Linked DNA regions of Mus musculus: region 2 is linked to region 1. A link is a loop called in an ENCODE intact Hi-C map of the cell type or tissue named here. Cell type or tissue: left cerebral cortex. All regions are shown on one strand. Each heading gives the region's core, and the rest is flanking DNA. Links, peaks and the distances in the headings are about the cores only.

Region 1 (9,630 bases), core at 787-8,786:
GGTCTCAAAAAGGAGGAAGACAAAGCCTAACAGAGTCTTTGTCCTCTAATCCCACTTGTGCATCATGCTACTCAGCCTCACACACACGTGCACACACACACATGCCATTGTAGTTTAAAATAATTAATCAGTGTATTGCCCTGCTTCTCACTCACTATAAATATCAAGGCAAAGAGACATTTGACATTCCTTAAAGATGTGTGGATGATCTAGCTGGTGCTAACTGAAGGCTATATGATCCTAGAGCTATCGATCTGGCTCAAGCATAGTTGAGCAGAACACTTTACTCACTGCTCAGCTGAATAATTTTTCAGGGTCAAGTGGTCACAAAATAGGTCAGATTCTGGGGTCGGAGGTTAATGCAGCTCTTCAGAGTTGAACCACCTGGGATCCACCCCGCATGATGTTTCTGCAAAGTTTTAATGTGGTGGTGGTGGTGGGGGGGGTGTTAGCAAAACTTCACTCTCCTCAAAGTTCTGTTTCCTCTGGACATCACATAATCGCCCAGATTTCCTTGTTCCTTACTATCACCAGTCCTTCACAGGGTCCTGTTTTATGAGGTGATTCTGAATGCCCGGGGGCCTCTAGGCTTTTTCAATACCAGTGTCGTCATCTATAGATGGACAATGGCCCTTGTCACAGGGACTCATTTCACTCCTGATTGCCCAAATTAAGGTTTAGAGCTTATGTGGTGAACTATCATCCATTACACATGTCCCATGCCATGGGTCATCTTGCCCTGAATACATGTCAGTGCTGAGAGTCTTGTACACAGCACTACCTGGAGTTATACGTGAGAAGTTGTCCGGCCTTTAATTTTCAGCAAATCTTGAAACAAATGCTTATTTAAGATACTAAATATGGATTTAAAAGAACACAAACTCTCAGAAAGAAATAAACCTTTAAAGATTTTTGTCCCTTTAGTCAGAGCTTAAAATTAGACTAGAATCAGTCTTTTAAAGTATTCATAAAATATTTTTGCTTAGTAGTTCATCTCGTCTTGGCTGCTACTGAAGCTTTCAGGTAGTGAGAACATTATTTTTCCATCAGAGTTCAGTACGGTTGCATATGGAGACTCTTGGTAGCAAGGTGCTTTATACCCTCATCACCAAGCACACTTGAGTACATCACGCAGGATGTAGCTGCACGGGGCATCCCACGACAGTGAAATTTGAAGTGTATAATTTGTTTCTCAGAATACAATAGGGCCTGTGTCATACACACATACACAAAAACACACACACAGAGATGTCGGGGATGTAGTGGTCAACCTTGTGAAGGAAAAGTGGGATGGGGAGTCAGGTGCCACAGGCTCCTGGGAGTCCTCAAGGAGTCCTGATCTGCCATAAATGACATTAGAACCAAAATGGCTTCCAGAACACTGGTGAGGCAACAAAAAGAACTGAGGCCAAGGCAGTGGCTGCTTCCCTTGTCTTTCTGGAAGTCCTAACTGATGATGCACTCCACAACCCCTTGCTCCTTCTGAGTAACTTCATCAGACAGGGCGCTCACTGGGGCACGGTGATAGCATGGTGAGATGATTGGCTGATGATTTATGGGCTTGGGATTGGTTTGAGCACTATATAAGCAACTCAGATATGCACCCTGAAAAAAATTTTTGCTTATCTTTTCTTTTACAATCCATAATTCCTCAGCATTCCACCACATACATAGTAAATTCAATAGCTTTTAGGAATAAAATGTATTGTGGGATGTATGTTGTGGTGTGAGTGTGTGAATGTGGTGTATGTGTGAATATGTGTGTGTTGTGTTGTGTATGTGTATGTGTTGTGGCATGAGTGTGTGAGAATGTGTGTGTGTGTGTGTGTGTGTGTGTGTGTGCGCGCGCGCAAGGATACTATGGTTAGAAAGATGGCTCAGGCCGGGCATGATGGCGCACGCCTTTAATCCCAGCACTCGGGAGGCAGAAGCAGGTGGATTTCTGAGTTCCAGGCCAGCCTGGTCTACAGAGTGAGTTCCAGGAAAGCCAGAATCCCTGTCTTGAAAAAAAAAAGAGAGAGAGAGAGAGAGAGAGAGAGAGAGAGAGAGAGAGAGAGAGAGAGAGAGAGAGAGAGAGATGGCTCAGTGGGTAGGGGCCCTTGTTCTGAAAGCACGATTTAAATTCAGATCCCCAAACCTGAGTATGACCATGTGCAAGCCTATAGCCTCAGTACTGTGTGTGAGTGTGTGTGTGTGTGTGTGTGTGTGTGTGTGTGTGTGTGTGTGTGAAGGGATGGGACAAGATGACGACTGAAATTTTCTGGCTACCACCCCTGACTCCAAGTTTAATAAGACACCATGTCTTAAGGTAATAAGGCAGAAAATGATAGACCATTCTTCTCTGGCCACTGCATGTGCACATATACACATACACATGTAGATATAACTCTCATACACACACACACACACACACACAACATCACACAAAAAGAACTATATATTCCATAGCTACTCTTATTGCTGTGCATGTATTTTTTTTTTTTTTTTTAGCTTGTATTGTGGATCTGTGATAGGATCTTGTATTAGGATCTTTTCTTTGTTAGCACATTCTTTGGTGTTAAAGTTTGGAGTTATGCTATCTCAAATTTTATATTCTATATTTTATTTGTCCCCACGTAGCTCTGGAAGTCAATGGAGAAATTCTAATTCATCAGAGTTTTACAGAGTTAAATTCCTTCAATCTTCTTGGATATATATTTTTCATCTTTTAATTTCATTGTTCATTTTGCACATGTTTGGCCAGCACTATAGCCTGAGCCTAAGTCACCATCTTTTTTGTTAGTTTGAGACAACGTCTCACTAAGTTGGATAGACTGACCTTGAACTCACTCTTTAAATTTGCAGGCCTCCTGAGTGACTGGGATTATTGAATCAGTCCGTCTGGCTTAAGTGTACATGACGTCATAATTACCTGGAGGAAATCAGACGCCCTGGCAACCAGCAGTTAATGTTCCTACTTTCATTTTAAAGACAGACGTTGCGATGGCTAGTCTTGATTGCCAGCTGGATTGTATTCAGGGATGCCTGGAGACTAATAAAGCACACCCCTGTGGGTCATTGCCAGATCTGATTGGATACTGAAAACTCTAACCTAATCAGGAGGTTAATCCCCTGGCGAATTAGATTTCAATGGCATTTTTGGGAAGTGGTGGAAATTGGGGAAGCTTGAGGAAATAGGTCACTGGGGATATGGCTGTGAAGAGTCCATCATGTCCTAGAACCATCCTACTTTACCTCATCTTCTAGGCTGCCATGAGGCAAGAAACGTTCTCCTACTGCCATTTTCCACCATGATAGACTGCTTTACTACAGACCCAGAAACACAGAGCTGAGCTAAGTGAACATGTGACCACAGGCTTTCCCACCCACACTCAAGTTCCCCAAATAACAACTCTGAGACTGAATTGTATCTTAATAAATGCCTAGGCTATACATGAGGGCCTGTTCCTAATTAGCTTATAACTTAACTTGTTTATTCTGTTCTATGAATGCCACAGGGCTGGTTACCTCTTCTCAGTTTCGTGCTTCTGTCTCCATTAACATTTGGGGCAAATCTCTCCCCTCATCTGACTCTCATCCCAGAATCCTCTCTCCCTGCTGGAATGCCTTCTTCCTATTTCTTGCCGAAGCTGAATAGGCTAACAGCTTTTTATTGACAGCCGCTGCTTCCACACAGTGCACAAGAGATTCTCTCTACATGAATGGAAAACCTGAGCCAAAAGAAATCCCCTTCCCTCTCTCTAAGTTGTTTATCTTGGGTACTGATGTCATCATAGAAATTTCATGTAATATAAAGTTCATTAGCATCACTCCAGATGACAATGCATAAAAAGTATGTAAAATACAGAATAAAACAGACTATCCTCATATGTGTTAATGAGCACCATTAGGTCCACTCAGGGTCTGGATAAAACGAAAGTCTCTTTTTTCTCCTCCTCCTCTTCCTCTTCCTCCTCCTTTTCTCCTCTTGTTCTTTTTCCCTTGCTCTATTCCCTTTCCCCAGCTAGAACTCTCGAGCTTTGTCATCCTTCTATTCCTGTGTTCAGTGATTATAGTTTTCATTTCTAAGGCCCAAAACTCCACTCTAAGCACCAGCATCCTGGATTCCAGAGCTTCAAACTACAGAAGTAGCTTTCTTGAGTTCCCAAGTTGGAGAAAACTGTGGAACTTCTCGACCATCATGTGAACTGAATAGGTGAATAGACAGACAAAATGGACAGACAAAGAATGAATGTCTATGGGCTATTTCCCTGGAGAACCTGTTTACATGGAGGACACACTCTGAGATTATTCAGATTTCCAGCCTTTCTTCTATTGGGCTCCAAGGGGTACACTCAATACCAATACAAAACAAGTAATTAAAAAGATATTACATTTGCATTATAAGAAGAAATAAGCCCTTTCCTCTCCACCATGAAGGGAAGTCAGGGCAGGAACTCAGGAACTCACACTGAAACCTGGAGGCAATAGTTGAAGCAGAGACCACGGTGGAGCACGGGGCTTGCTTTCATGCCTGGTCCAGTCTGCTTTCTGATAGGACCTAGGACCACCTGCCCAGGGGTACCAAAGCCCTCGGGGTGCTGGGTCCTCCCACATCAATCATTAATCAAGAAAATGCCTCACAGACTTGCCTACAGGCAATGTGATAAAGGCATTTTCCCAATTGAGGTTCTTCCCAGGTGACCCTAGGTCAACTTGACCAAAACAAACAAACAAACCAAACCAACAAACAAAAAAAAAAGATAAAACAAAAATAAATGAAACAAATAAATAAAAACAAAAACAAAACAGGATAAGAAAGAGATGTGCTTTAATGTCTTTTTGTAAAAAAAATCTATATTTGATAGAGATTTTGAAATTACATTGTTCAAATAATGTAATTTATAACCAGCCTCAAAGATTAAAGTTTTAAAATTAAATGTAAAAAGAATGGATTCGCTTATTTTAAAGAATCTCGTTTTGTAAATGAGATTATAAAGTAGTTTAAGAGGTGCACTGGTTAGGATTGTGAATGAGATAAAGGTTAGTATGAAAGGTCATATGGAAACAAACATTCTAATCCCAAGTATGGGTTATTGGCTGTTTTCCACACTCTTGTTTCAAACAGCTCTCTAAAGACTTTAGCCTATATTATCACAGTCTTTTCAAGTATTGTTAGGTGTGCTGAAATTCTTTCAGCTGGTGTGAAACATGTACCAGATGAGTACATGAGTGGGGTAGGAGGAGGATGGAGGGAGTGCGACCTTTAGGTCTTTTATTTTCTCTTTCACTCCCGCCCCAGTTACAGCAAGGGAGCAGCTGTGCCCCTGGTTTGAAGTGCTCCTCAAAACCGGAGGAGAAGGCTCAGTGGTGAAGAGTAATACACTGCCCTTGCAGGACACCCACGTCGAGTGGCTCACTGCCACTTATAACTCTATCTCCAGAGAATCCGATGCCTTTTTTTTGCCATCTGTGGGACACGCGCTCACACACACACACACACACACACACACACACACACACACACAAATCTACAAATCTACACTCATATAACTAAAAATAAAATAAGTTTAAAACCAAGGATATGTTCCACAAAATGAGAGTATACAAATTGTGAATAAGGAAGAGAAGGGGAAGGTGGTGGAGGAGTGTGTCTTCCAAACTGTGTTCTTCCTGAGAGTCAGATTCTGATTTTTAAGCTCTGGGTAGAGCCTGACAGTGTGCCTTTTTAAACTGGCTCGGGGTGCTGCAGCTGCTCGTGGTACAGGGCTTACACTAAGCATAGCCAAGATTTGTAAAAACAAAAACAAAAAACGAATTGTATTAGGAATGAAGAACAGAGAAATGAGAAGAGAGAGAGAGAGAGAGAGAGAGAGAGAGAGAGAGAGAGAAAGAGAGAGAGAGAGGATGTGAAGATAAAGGGAAGGAAATGGAGGGAGGTAAAGAAAAGAGAAAAGATAGGTTTACTTAGTGTTAGACAATAGTGCAATAGGAAGGGAAAGGGAAGCCGGGCGGTGGTGGTGCACGCCTTTAATCCCAGCACTCGGGAGGCAGAGGCAGGCGGATTTCTGAGTCAGGACAGCCAGGACTACACAGAGAAACCCTGTCTCGGAAAAAAAAAAAAAAAAAAAAAAAAAAGAGAGAAAGGGATGGAGTGCAAAAAATTAATTCTTTAAATGAGTAGAAACAAAGAAAACGAAAAGGCTGAAGTGAGGCAGCATCTTAAAGCTATCTCTCTTGAGCATATGAGGACGAAGTTTATCGCTCCTTAAGAACCCAAATTCAATAGTCATATAGTCTAGGTTCTAGCGCACGCTGGCGCTAGGCAATGGGCGGGGCCCCGGATGTAGCTCAGGGGGCGGTGCTTGCGTTCGGGGGGGCGGGGCCACCCCAGGTCTGCGGACCGGGCCTTGCGTCCTCCTCCGTCTCAGGGGGCGGAGCCTGGTCTCTAAATTGGCGCCTCTGAGTGGCTAAGCGGCAGCTCGGATTGGCGGCTTTTGAACCCGGAAGCACTAGCGGGCGCTCGGAAGCGGCAGGAGCGCGGGCCTTGGCTCGCTCGCTGCGGCTGCGGGATGGTTGGCGGTGGCGGGAAGCGCCGGACGGCCGGGGCGGGACCGCAGGTAGGCGAGGCGGGATGCGCTGGGTATGGGGACGCTATGGGCCGTGGAGGAGCCGAGGGCCGCCCTGCGGGGCAATGGCCCGGGGAAGTCGTTCCTTTCCAGCGCCAGCCCAGTTCCCACGAAGCTCTGCAGCCAGCGGACGGACCATTCATTCATTCATTCATTCACTCACTCACTCACTCACTCACTCACTCACTCACTCATTCACTTACTAACCAGCTGATGGAAACTGGAGGAGCTGCCAGGGCGGCGAGGCACACGCGAACAAACATTTCACCTTTCGTTTTTTTTTTTGCTTGGGGTTAACGCAGGTGTGTAAAAGAAAATGCTGGAATTAACAAGCCCTGGAGTTATTAAAGACTTTTGTTTAAGACAGTCTCTATGTTGTAGCCCCGGCTGTCCTGGAACTTGATATGTAGATCAGAACTCAATATGTAGCCTCCAAATCACAGAGACCCTCTTGCCTCTGCCTCCAGGACACGAACCACCACTGCCCGGCTACTTTGGTAGCCTGACCTGGAAGTGTAAGGGATACGGGTTCTCAGATGAGTGATAGATTGGCCAGTCTGGACTCTTACATGATTTCATGGGTTCCTTAAGCATACAGTAGCTAATGGGAGAAGTTAAGCAGGGAAACGAACGTTTAACAAAAGTGACACCAGCTATGTTTTAAACTGGGTAGGGTGAGGCGATTGCTAAGGCTTAACGGCCAGTGGATGGCGAACATAGGTATTATTCTCGTTGTGTTGTGTTTTCTCACAACACCAAGTTAAAAATGTGGTTTAAAGAGAACAGCCTTGTCAGGCAGAAGCAATAAGACCAAAAGTTCAGTGTCCTCCTCAGTTACATTACAAGTTCAAGACCAGCCTGGGTTACAATAGACCTGTCTTAAACAAAGTCCAGCTTGATGACGTAGAGAGTAATAGTACTGATGACTTGAATTCAGTCCCTGAAGTCATGTGGAGTTAGGGAAGGGGACAATGTGACCAAATACGTTGTATGTAAAACCACTCCCACAGTTCTGCATCTACCCATTTGGGTGCCTTTTCCTTTTTGCCTAAGCATTTCCTGCCGCTTCTAGTCACTGTGGCTATCACCCTGAAGTTGGAGTTACCCTTGCCTTCTTGTAGAGTTTGTTGTTTCCTTAAAAAGCTTTTATGGTACATCTTGTCTTAGTCAGTATTCTACTGCTGTGAAGAGACACCATGACCATTAAAAAAAAAAAAAAGTGCCTAGCTGGGGCTTGATTACAGTTTTAGAGGTTCGGTCCACTATCACCACGGCTGGAAGCGTGGTAGCAGGCAGGCAGGTATGCTGCAGGAGAAGCAGAGAGTTCTACATCTAGACTGGAAGGCAGCAGGAAGGGAGAGACTCTGGGCGTGGAATGGGCTTTTTGAAACCTCAAAGTCTTATCTATCCCCTAGTGACACACTTCCTCCACCAAGGCCACAGTTCCTAGTCCTTCCCAGTACTGCCATTCCTTGGTGTACTCAAATTTATAAGTGCTATTCTGTTTAAAACCACCACACATCTATCTAATCTTGGGGGGTTTTCTTAATTGAACATCATACAAAGATTGAGCCATGTTGTCTAACTGTACTTCTCTTTCTTTCATTTAGTTACTGTTCCCCAGTGTTTGAAAGCCCTGTAACTATCTATTTTCCTGTTGGCTGGCATTTCAACCTCCTAAGGACAGTGCTGTCAAAAACAATTCTTACCCGATGCCTGACTTGTACATACAGTGTGTAGGCTTGGAATGACAGTTACCAATACATATGGTTGGACCCCTGAGAACATGTAGTTATCAACACCTGGGTGAGAAATGCCGACTCTAGCGGCACTGGCTTGCTGAGGGCAGCTCTCCCGCGCACTGGGCGGCGTTGAGCTGTATCCCTTAGCCTCTGCAGCACTAGGTGCCGCTGGTCCTGCTGCGGGTAGAATGTGCCGAGTTTCGCCTGGATTCAGAACCACAAGGATCTAAGTTCCCAGAAAGAAAGAGATTGTACTTAGAAAACAAGACAGATACGCAAAGTAAGCAAGTTGCCTTGGTAGCACTGAGCCAGTTTCCAATAGCATCCTTTAACCTTTAATTTGCATGGGTGCTAGAGATGCAAATCTTAGCATTACAAAGCCTTTTCCGAAAGACATGGTTTTTAGCTCAGAGGATATTCCCATATTGATCCTTAACTATACCATACCTCTCCTCTCTTTTTGTTTGGAATGTCAAAAGGAAGTTATCTGGTTTTAAGTGGAAGGGTAGTAATGATTGTGGTAAGTAGTGCAGACCTAACTATGGTTGGAGTTCCTGAAAAAACAGCTTTTTTCCCCCATTATTTATGTTTTAGGTTAGAATACAAAGAAATTGGTCTCATCCTGGCTTACTCATGCATATGTGCCATTGTACATTCGTTTTGTTTGTTCTTAAAGATGTATCCGACGATGGCTTTGCTCAGGCAGTCCTCTTAAGTGCTATGGTTGCTGGGTAATAACATGACAGGTGTGTGCCCTTGTACTTAACAGAAACAGCTTTTATCTGATAAGTCCTTTGTATCCAGTTACTTGTGATCGTTTGCTTCTGGTGTGCGTGATGAGTCTGTTTAAGTGAAAGGCCTGATGATGTGATGGCATCTTGGTACCAAAATAGAGCTGAAACTTTTATGCCTTTATGACAGCTTTACATTTTCCCTTTGTTTCTTCTTGGTTTGTTTGTCTCTGCTATGGAGAAGCACATTTAGAGACATGCTTTGGGTGGTATTTTTTGACCACCGTGTAAACTGTGTTCTTTGCACAAAAGAATCTCTTGGAGTTTACTTAAGTATCACGAGCTCATGCTTTTGTTATTGCTTTTGTTTGTTTGTTTGTTTGTTTGTTTGAACATGTTAAAATGGAGGTAGAAAGATGGCTCAGCAGCTAAGAGCATGCACTGGGCTTGCAGAGGACCCAGGACAGTGTCCACTCTGTTGGGCAACTCCCAGCTCCAGCTCCAGGGATCAGTGCTCTCCTCTAGCCTCAACAGCAGCCACTCACACAC
Region 2 (9,630 bases), core at 493-8,492, 61 kb after region 1:
GTTCCATTCCCAGCAAAAGACCTGCAACTCTAGAATCACAGGATCCAATGCTGAGTGACTGAGAAAGACACCATGCTTCCACATGCAGCTGTGTGCGCAGACACACACACACACACACACACACACACACACACACACACACACACACACACACACACACACAGAGCAACCACATCTCACACAGGCACAAATCAACTACTAAAGGCTCTAGAGATTCTAGTACTATTCTTACCTATGTTGCTCTTATCTGAACGGAGCTAAAGAGCTACGTAGTCTTCTGATTTCACGACTTTTCTATGTAAAACTCAGAACTTGTATACCCTTCAACATACCTGTACAATAATACATTACTAGAACCAAGAAAAGCATTTCTAGACTGTGTCATAAAGATATACATATAGAATATCTATTTCTCCTATACAGTTGTGAACTGAGAAGCAGGAAAAGATTGCTATTCTTACTTTTATGAACTAGGAAAACAGGAGCACAGCAAACACTTATATTTATCATTCATGTATCTTGAATATAGTGACTGTGAAGTAACTACCCTACGAAAACTATTCCAACATGTCAATTCACAAAACTGCAGCAAATTAAGATTTCCGAAAATCAAAAATTTCCAACAATTTTAATATTTCGTTAGTATAGAACGCCTGTAAATGGTTTTATATACTTTGTTCCACCAAATAACACACAAAAACTAAGTTGTAACAAAGAGAAAGAAAAGACAGACGCTTCAGTCTTCTCTAATTTATCATAGAGATGCATACATATGCAAGTGGAGTGACTTTAAAGGTATAACTGTGTAACTGTAATAACAGCCATCAAGTATCTCAAATACATCTCTGTATACAGTTCACAGCATGTAGATATGTATAAGGATTCAGTTACATATGCGAAAATGAGGTAAACTGAAGTCAATTACATGTGGATTAAAGTTTTTAGTAAGCAACAAATTAATAAACATCACCCTTCAATGCCTTAAAGTACACAAGTTTTAATTATTACCCAAACACAAGTTGAAGTTCTCGGACATGTAGGGTATTCTCTTGTACGAGCTGGTTAGTATATAAATTATAATACAGTTTTTCTAAAATTGATATATAAAAATAAGCTTTGGAAAACGAAGGTCTTCAAGGATAAAATAGAGGCAGTCAGGCCACTGCTTCCTTGATTAGTATGCCTTTCTTTGCCTTCAGCATCTCTTACAATTGGTTTAATAACCTAAACTGACAGGATGTCATTTCTAATGCAAATGCTGCCCTCATTTGCTTATCTGTAGAGACATTAATGACAAGTAGGCGAGTACCTTTTGGAACTAAGAATGAAGTTCCATGACCTTATTATTTTTATCCTGCCCACAAACTCCCACTGACCATCAAATATATGCATTACCAGGTAAAAGAGTAGAACATAAAATTTCAGTATTACTGGAGCTGGAGAGATGGCTCAGCAGTGAAAAGCACTCGCTATTCTTGCAGAGAACCCAGGCTCATTTCCAAGCAGCAACATGAGAGCTCACAGCCATCTATAACTCCAGGTTTACGATGGTCTCTGCTGGCCTCCACAGGCATTGCACACATGTGGTGCACAACCATACATGCATACAAACACATATATAAAATAAGGATAAGTTAATTAAGAATTCTGAAACCCATACAAAAAAGAAAATCATAAAAGCAAATACTTTTGATCACAAGAGATGATATTCTAGATTTCAAAACTCTGTGAGGAAAGGGGCTTAGAATTTCTGGAAGCCATATGAAACACCATTTTGCCATATTCCTTGAGATATGCTGTACAAAGACTAGAAGAGAACCAAGTAAAGAAGAAAGTTATAGACTAAAGATAGGCTTCAACTGTTCCCATTTCCTGGATGTGAAATACATAGAGCAGACTTACTCATAAGCTGGCCATATTTGTTTAGATGTTGAGCTATTCATTCATACTTTATGAAAGTTCTGTCATTAAATGTACACATATCACTTTGATGAATATATTTTCTAGGATACACTATAACTTAAAAATTTAGATCACTAGACCATTGCAAACATTATCTGAATTATATATTTTTCTTAGTCATCTTTTATAATTAATTTCAACTTTTTCTTGTCCCATTTTTCAAAGCCCACTACTAAATATTCATTACTAATAATCAGGTATATCTCCAAACTTAAAATGATAAAATAATAAAACTGTATCCTCATCAAAGGGGTATTAGTTATGCAAGAGGTCCATATTGATTCTGCCCATTTGGTGTCCCTTTGCTTCTAGCAACATGTCTCAGCGCTTAAGAGCACTGGCTGCTCTTCTGGAGGTCCTGAGTTCAAATCCCAGCCATCACAAGGTGGCTCATAACATCTGTAATGAGATCTGATGCCCTCTTCTGGTGTGTCTGAAGACAGCTACAGTGTACTCACATAATATAAATAAATCTTTAAAAAACAAAAAACTTCTGCCCTATGTAGTAGGAAACCTTGATGAGATCTATAAGATACATGCCTCTGCCAAGAAAAAGATGAGTATGAGGCTGGAACCAAGCACCAGGCACTGGATTTGAACTCTCTATGAGGGAGAGAAGGGAGGGAGAGAAAAGAGGGAGAAAGGGGGAGGGGGATGAGAGGGAAGAAGGGGGGGTCTATAAAAAATAGCTGCTGGCTATATAAAATTCAAACATACAAATACAAGAAGTGAAACCAATCCATTTTAACAACCATCAAAAGGATGTAAGCTGGCTCCCACTACTTGGATCCCAAGAATAGCTGGACAAATATCTTTCTTCAGAGGAGCCTAGAAAAGAACTTTCATGACCTTAATGCACTTTGGTGTTAGAAGGTTTGAAAGTCAAATTCCAGATCTGCTACCTATTAGCTTTGTGATCCAGCACATATTACTTATTAACCTTTTAGCCCATAGGTCCATTTTGTCAGCTACTCTTAGCTTAGAAGCAAGTGTATAGACTAGAAGCAAGTAAGTAATGAGAAAGCTTAATACTGACAGGTAAGAGGAAATAAAATACCCACAAACTTTAACCTATTTAAATATTTTGTGTCTAAGACATCATCAAATTAAATCATATTATGACATTCATCAATGATCAAATCATTTAGTATTAATCTTAACCCCAAACATGGACAACATGCAAAAGAGAATGGGAGAAAAAGCTATGTTCTTCATTTAGACAAGAAGTTCTTCAACTTTAGAGATGGTGGAGGGGGTTCTCAAATTTTTAACTAATCATAATTATACTAATATGTATACAAAGGTAAATCACTTAGAAATGATCAATAATGTAATTAGTGACAATTTCACAGTTCAAATATCAAAAATACGGAAAGATCTGACTTAGAAAAACTACTCAGCTAATGAACTATGTACACAGACTGGCTTGCATGTACACAGACTTGGCCTCCTACTTACTATACAAAGAAGACTTTTTAGCTTCATTTTGTTCTTTTATAGCCACAGAACTTTATAACGCTCAGACAACTATGGAAATAAAATGCATTTATCTGTAGAAAAATTAAGGTACATAAATATATTAAAAATATATTTCTAATAGAGAAAAATAATCTTTTCTTTTTTTAAAAAAATTTATTTTATGTAAATGAGTGCTCTATCTGTATGTACAGCTGCATGGCAGAAGAGAGCATCATATCCTAAGATAGATGGCTAAGAGCCATCACGTGGTTTCTGCGAACTGAACTCAGGACCTCTGGAAGCGCAGACAGTGCTCTAAACCACTGAGCCATTTCTCCAGCCCCAAGAATAATGCTTTGAACAAATGATGCTGAGGAACGCTATCTATGCAAAAGGATGAAACTAGATGCCCAACTCACACATACATGAACAAAAACTCAAATGTTTTGATCCAAAATTAGAATTAGCTAAAACTGCAAAACCCTAAGAAGAAAACGTAAGAGTTTTGTGACCTTGAATTAGTCAAGTAGATTTATCAACAAAGGATACATGATAAATGAGAAAAGTATATCAAGTGGGCCACATCAGAATTAAAGTAGCTTTTCCATGCAAAGGCTAGATCTATTAACTAGCTCACATCTGAAAACATTAAAAACTACTAACACTTGTGGAATATCTATTGTGCAATAGACATGATTCTTAGTACAGCTCACTCAATACATCATTATAAGGCAAGACTTATTATCTATTTTATAAATTTGAAAAACAAAGAAAGAATACAATGAAATAATATCAAGACCATAATGTAAGTAAGTAGTGGAATAAACACCCAAACCTATGCATTTATTCCAAAGTTACTGCCACTGTATTAATAATAGGGTCAAAAAACATAATTTCATGATTGGAAGATATATATTTAGGTCAAGTCTCAAGAGTAGGTTCAGAATAATTAGTCAAAAACCTCAAAAACAAAAGAGGAGAAAATGTTGTATTCCCACCCTTGGGCAGTGTTTTGCTCACAGATTATACACTGTAAAACTGCTATGCTAACAGTACAGCCCCTCTTTCACCCTCAGGGTGTTCAAGACTCATTACACCATGGAGAGCCTACCTTTGCTCATCAAACTGAACCATGCCTCTAGGTGGACACTTAGAAACTAGTTTTTAAGCCCTTAGACTGTAGCCTACAGCATCCCTAACTGATACAGCTTACAGATATGTACCTAAATAAAATCAAAGTTTAGTAAATGAAACTGTTTAGTAAGTAGTGATTTTTTCAATTTTCATTTTCTTCATCTTTTGAAAAATACTGGTAAATTTCTTTCTGACCAACATTTTAAACCTAAAAGGTTGACACAAAACTAGAGAAAAATAAATATCAAGATTATCTACTTTTCCATAAATTAAAAATCTTTATGTACCTCCTACTAAGCTTCAATGTATAGTTGATGATCTGTACTAAATGAAAACAGGATTCAGTAATAAATCCCATAGTTATACAAACAGCAAACTAATGGTTTTCTCACAGACAAACACTCAAACACCTATTTTCAAATAGAACAGGCATACCACTGCTTAATGAGATTGTCATTTATTACCTCCAGGCCAAGTTCCAAAGACACAAGGGTGAACTTGCCATTTCCAGTGTTACTGCTATCACAGCAGATAAACTTAAGCACACACTGAACACTAGGGAAGAAGGAGCCAGAAACCCATGTGTAACAGTCTCCTGACACAGTTATGTCTGTCTCGAGAGCAACAGATGCAGCCACGTATGTGTTCTCCTCTAGGAGCTTAGTAGTAAGGATCGTCATCCTAGTAAGGGGAGGAAGGGTGAATGTAGGTTGATAACAGAAGTCCCAGAGTCTGGGTAAATTAAAAAGGGTTGCGATGTGACTCATCTGGTAGCTAATCACCTAGTATGTACAAAATCTAATCCCAGCACTTGGGAGGTAGAAGCAGGAAGATCAGACAATCAAGATCATCTTCAACTACATTTCAAGGTTGCAGCCTGGACCACGTAAAACTGCTTGAAAACACAAAACGGGGTAGGAGTGGGGGTTGTCAAATATATAAAGTTCTATATGAGTGCTCTATCTGTATGTACAGCTGCAGTTAGTAAGTGATCAGTTGATAGTGGCTAGATCAATGACAGTATAAATGAAATATAACAGTATGTACTCTGAAAAATTGTTCAGTCATCCAGTCATATTTAACTACTTAAACCACAAAGACCTAGAAGCTAATACAAAAATCCCAAAGAAGGCATGCAATTAACCAGTACCCACTGCTGAGCCCACTGCCTACTTCAATGTGCTGTTTAGTTTTATGTTCTGTTGTCACCTCAATATAAATAGCAGCCTTAGACAAGGTAGCTACAAGCTCCTATGCATACTGAACGCAGGTTCAAACTTCACTTCTCATCTCTGCATATGCAATGATGCAGATACAGCATCAAAACAATTTACAAAAAAAGAAGTTAAAGTAAATTTTGTTTTGGTCTGAGTTATAAAGGAAGAAATGCACACTCATGCACTTGGACACATACAAAGGACAAAAACACCCTACATATTAAGCACAGTAATTAAAAATAAAAAACAAAATTGTAAAGTACAATTTAGGTCACTAGTGTCCTATGTAAGCACAAAACTTGCTGCAAGAAAAAAAATCAACATTGCAAATTTAGTAAATGTGGTAAGAGGTGTGCTCATCTCCTGAGATTTGAATATACAAAGCATTTCTGATGTAGGATAAGTCATGAGATGATTTAAAATAAATCATAGTAAAGTGTCTGTTTAAAATGTTTAGGATTTTTATTAAAAATGTAAATATAATGGGAAGTATAAATTTGACCACAGATCTGTTTTATAACAAATGAAGACAAATAATACTATAAAACAAGCATTAGTAATATCAAATAATTTTTTATTATTTTAATCAGAAGCCTATAGGATATCCTTTTGACAACAAGAATGCATTTAACATCTGGATTTGTACAAGTGGAAAGCTACTACAATTTCAGGAGGAAAGAAAAATGTGTTTACATTATAGGGTAGGGAAAAGATTTAAATCATCGCCTTCACTGCTGCCTCTACTCCTCACAATGAAACTTGCTGACAGATATGATGCAGCAGAGCTCATCATTCTCTGGCCAGCTCTCTACTCCCTGACACTGCACTTAGTCCATTTTCTCCACCACAGACACCTGGCAAATTCCCCTGTTCACAGAAAAATGGCCTACTTAGTACCACCTGCCAAAACACTTGTCTCTCTCTTCCTCTCCTAAAGGGCCATGGAACGCTCAGTCTAACAGCAGCTTCAGGAGACTAGCATCCTCCATGGTTTGTTTTCAACATCAGAAGCCTTAAGCCCCCAGCAGACTGAAGGACCAGTCGTTTGAGGCTTGTACGCAATGAGAAAATGATCAAATGATGAGAAGGGTCAAATTATGTGAATCAATTCTATTCAATTTTAGCTATTAGTATTACTCCTGTAGCTGTCATCGCTCTCCACAGTACCTAGTTAGGATTTCTATAAACACAGAGTTCCATAAGTACTTCAAATTAAAAAAAAAAAAAAAAACAAACCAGGTAGTCAAATAATGTTTAAAGGCTTTTTACATGGAGTAAATGGAATATTAAACCTGTTCCTTCTAGGTCCATCAAAAAAAAAAAAAAAAAAAAAAAAAAAAAAAGCCAGTCTAGGGCCTGGGGCCTGGTGAGAAGGTTCAGTAGATTACAAACTTTCTACCAAGCCTGATGACCAGAGTTGAACTCCTGGGACCCACATGACTGAAGGACAGGAACTGATTTCTACAAGTGCCACTGTGTAGTTGTCATGTGACACCCAAGTAACACACAATGAATAAAATAAATATAAGAAAAACATTTCTTTAAAATCAAAACCATGCAAAGGGATTAGTAGACGAAAGAACTCAATCCCAAACTACTTCAACTTCACAAAGAAAGCCAACATAGTGAATGAAACCAGCAGTACAAAGAATTACCCCCAAAGAAGGCTATTTCTAAAATATGATTTTAACTTCTAATAAGTAATATATAAATGACTTCAACTTTCAGTCTACTTGCTCTTTCAGATGCTATATTATGCACTAAAGTAAAAAGCTTAATTATTTAGCATTCCACCTTGAAAAGTGGTGATTAAGCCTAATTACCCACAGAGCTAATCCCTACCTCCAGCTTTACTTACCAACAGCCTTTACAATTTTATACTTTGAATTTCACCTTTTTTCCCTTTACCAGCCTGAAGATCTATTTCTAATTACTGCATTTTGTCTTCACAGGAAAGCTGATGCACTTTGCTTGATTTAAGCTATTTTCCTATATTCATATCACCAGTTCCTTTGTGCTGACCTATGGTTTCACAGGGTCATAAATTATGGAAAGCAAATGCTTTCTCACACATAGACACTAGGACACTACCCTATGTTCTTAATGATATGGGACAGTCAAGTAAGGCAAATACATAACTGAGCAAACGCAGTGCTTCCTAAAACCACCACTTGTATTAACAGAGAAGGTCTCATCAGAATCAGGACCACGTCTGAGCTTCTGACAGTGGTCAGGCCTTCAAGATGATTCCAGGGAACTATTTAAGAAAATGTCCCAGAAATATTTTTTTCAATTTCTCTCTTGGTAATCTGTACGTGTCATTTGACATAAGTTATGACATTTCTTATTTCTTGTACATTTTTACACAGGCAGTCTATAAATTTGCACTGCCAAGACTATCAGATAGTGCTGCCCAACCCTTCTAGTTAATCAGTACTAACAAACGGATGCTGTTTTCACTCAGAGAAAGTATGGTCTGCCTGCCTTTGCCATTTCCCATATTAGTAAATAATGTGACATTTGAATAATCACTGTTCAATACGAATATTACCAGGAAACGGATGACAGAAACACAGGGAAACTCTATCAGGAAAAGGAAAAAAATACCAGGGAGTAAAAATTTAGGAGAATTTATTCCTTATACTTTTAGATACACACACACACACACACACACGTATGTCAGAACATCATTAGGAGAAATTATTTTTTGTACTTTTTATACTTTTATAATGTTAGAAGAAATGTTCTAAAAGTACAAAGAATAATTTCTTTTATTTATTTTTTTACTAAATCCTAATTTATACATGCACACATATACAATTCATAAAGGAAAGCACAATATATGGGACATGATCTTAGTTTTTCCTCAAAATATAAAAAGAAACCTTTTACTAAGCACAGAATTCTACAGAGTAAAGTTGCAACTGTTTAGAATCCAATTATTGTTTTGCAGTTTGCAACGTAATCAGTATCTGTTGAATGCATTATAATTCCTAAATTCCATACAACTTAAAATTATTGTCAGGATACAAAATGTATTTTAAATCTTCCTCATTTAGTTGGGATTAAACCATAAACTTTATAACATCAGCAAATAATATGACTCATATATGAAGTCATCTAGCTAAAGAATGTTTCTTGAAGTTAATTTCTAGAACAACAAATGCCAACCATTTTTTAAAAAATAATCAATTTAAGAAAATGAACAAAAGATCAGTTTAATTAACAAACACCTAGTTAGTTTTAAGACAGAGCCTGCCGAAAGATTTACACCATTACACTGGCTGCTCATCTGTTCTCTAACTACCGACTTCCATTCTGCAAAATGTATAAAAACGAAACCTACATTGTTTTATCCTATCAAGTTGTACAAGATGCCTATGGGGGACAATATAGTATGTCAATTAGCTAAGACATTACATTAAAAAAATGTTAAGCCAAAAGAATTGTTCTTTACTTTGTAAATGTTATAAAATGCAGCTAAGAGCTTTCACTATTACTCTATGATACAAAGTCTACATGGTAATTGGCAGCAGTCAAAACAGAATGGTATATGGGCACTTGATTTCACTGTGTAAACTAAAGAAAATATAAGTTTCCACAGCAATAAAAACACCACTTTGCAGGTGCCAACCAACAGACCACAGGACTTCAGCTAGCTGGAAAAGCAGCTTATTTTTGGAGTTAAACAGAAAGCTGTTCACACAGAAGATGGAGTCAGAGCCCAATGTGATCTGAGGCACTGCTAATCGCCACAGAGCAAACAATCAGGGAGGGCCCCAGCCTGCTGGGAAGGTTGCATTCTCCCATACCAACAAGGCAGGGCAAGTAAGCAGCTCACTGCAGCACGGAGGACAAC

Evidence for each region. Peaks named below come from ENCODE experiments on the same cell type or tissue, not always from the same donor. Only the 100,000 strongest peaks of a DNase experiment are listed, where the experiment ranks them.
Region 2: it touches region 1 in a loop (2.0-fold over the local background); 2 of 42 quality-filtered maps call a loop at or near these places.

Annotation. Positions count from the first base shown.
Region 1 is chr8:60,883,938-60,893,567 of GRCm38, forward strand. It overlaps Hpf1 (histone PARylation factor 1), which reads left to right and starts at 6,491. Exons shown (of 8, transcript NM_028299.3): 1 at 6,491-6,599. The coding sequence starts at 6,552. In left cerebral cortex, for the core only: no CTCF peak of the experiment used is centred there; DNase peaks (open chromatin) are centred at 5,407, 5,662 and 6,430; H3K4me3 peaks cover 1,370 bases.
Region 2 is chr8:60,944,835-60,954,464 of GRCm38, forward strand. All of the region lies in intron 2 of Clcn3 (chloride channel, voltage-sensitive 3), which reads right to left. Among named protein-coding and RNA genes, the nearest start is that of Clcn3, 34 kb to the right of the region's middle. In left cerebral cortex, for the core only: no CTCF peak of the experiment used is centred there; DNase peaks (open chromatin) are centred at 5,241 and 8,203; H3K4me3 peaks cover 1,008 bases.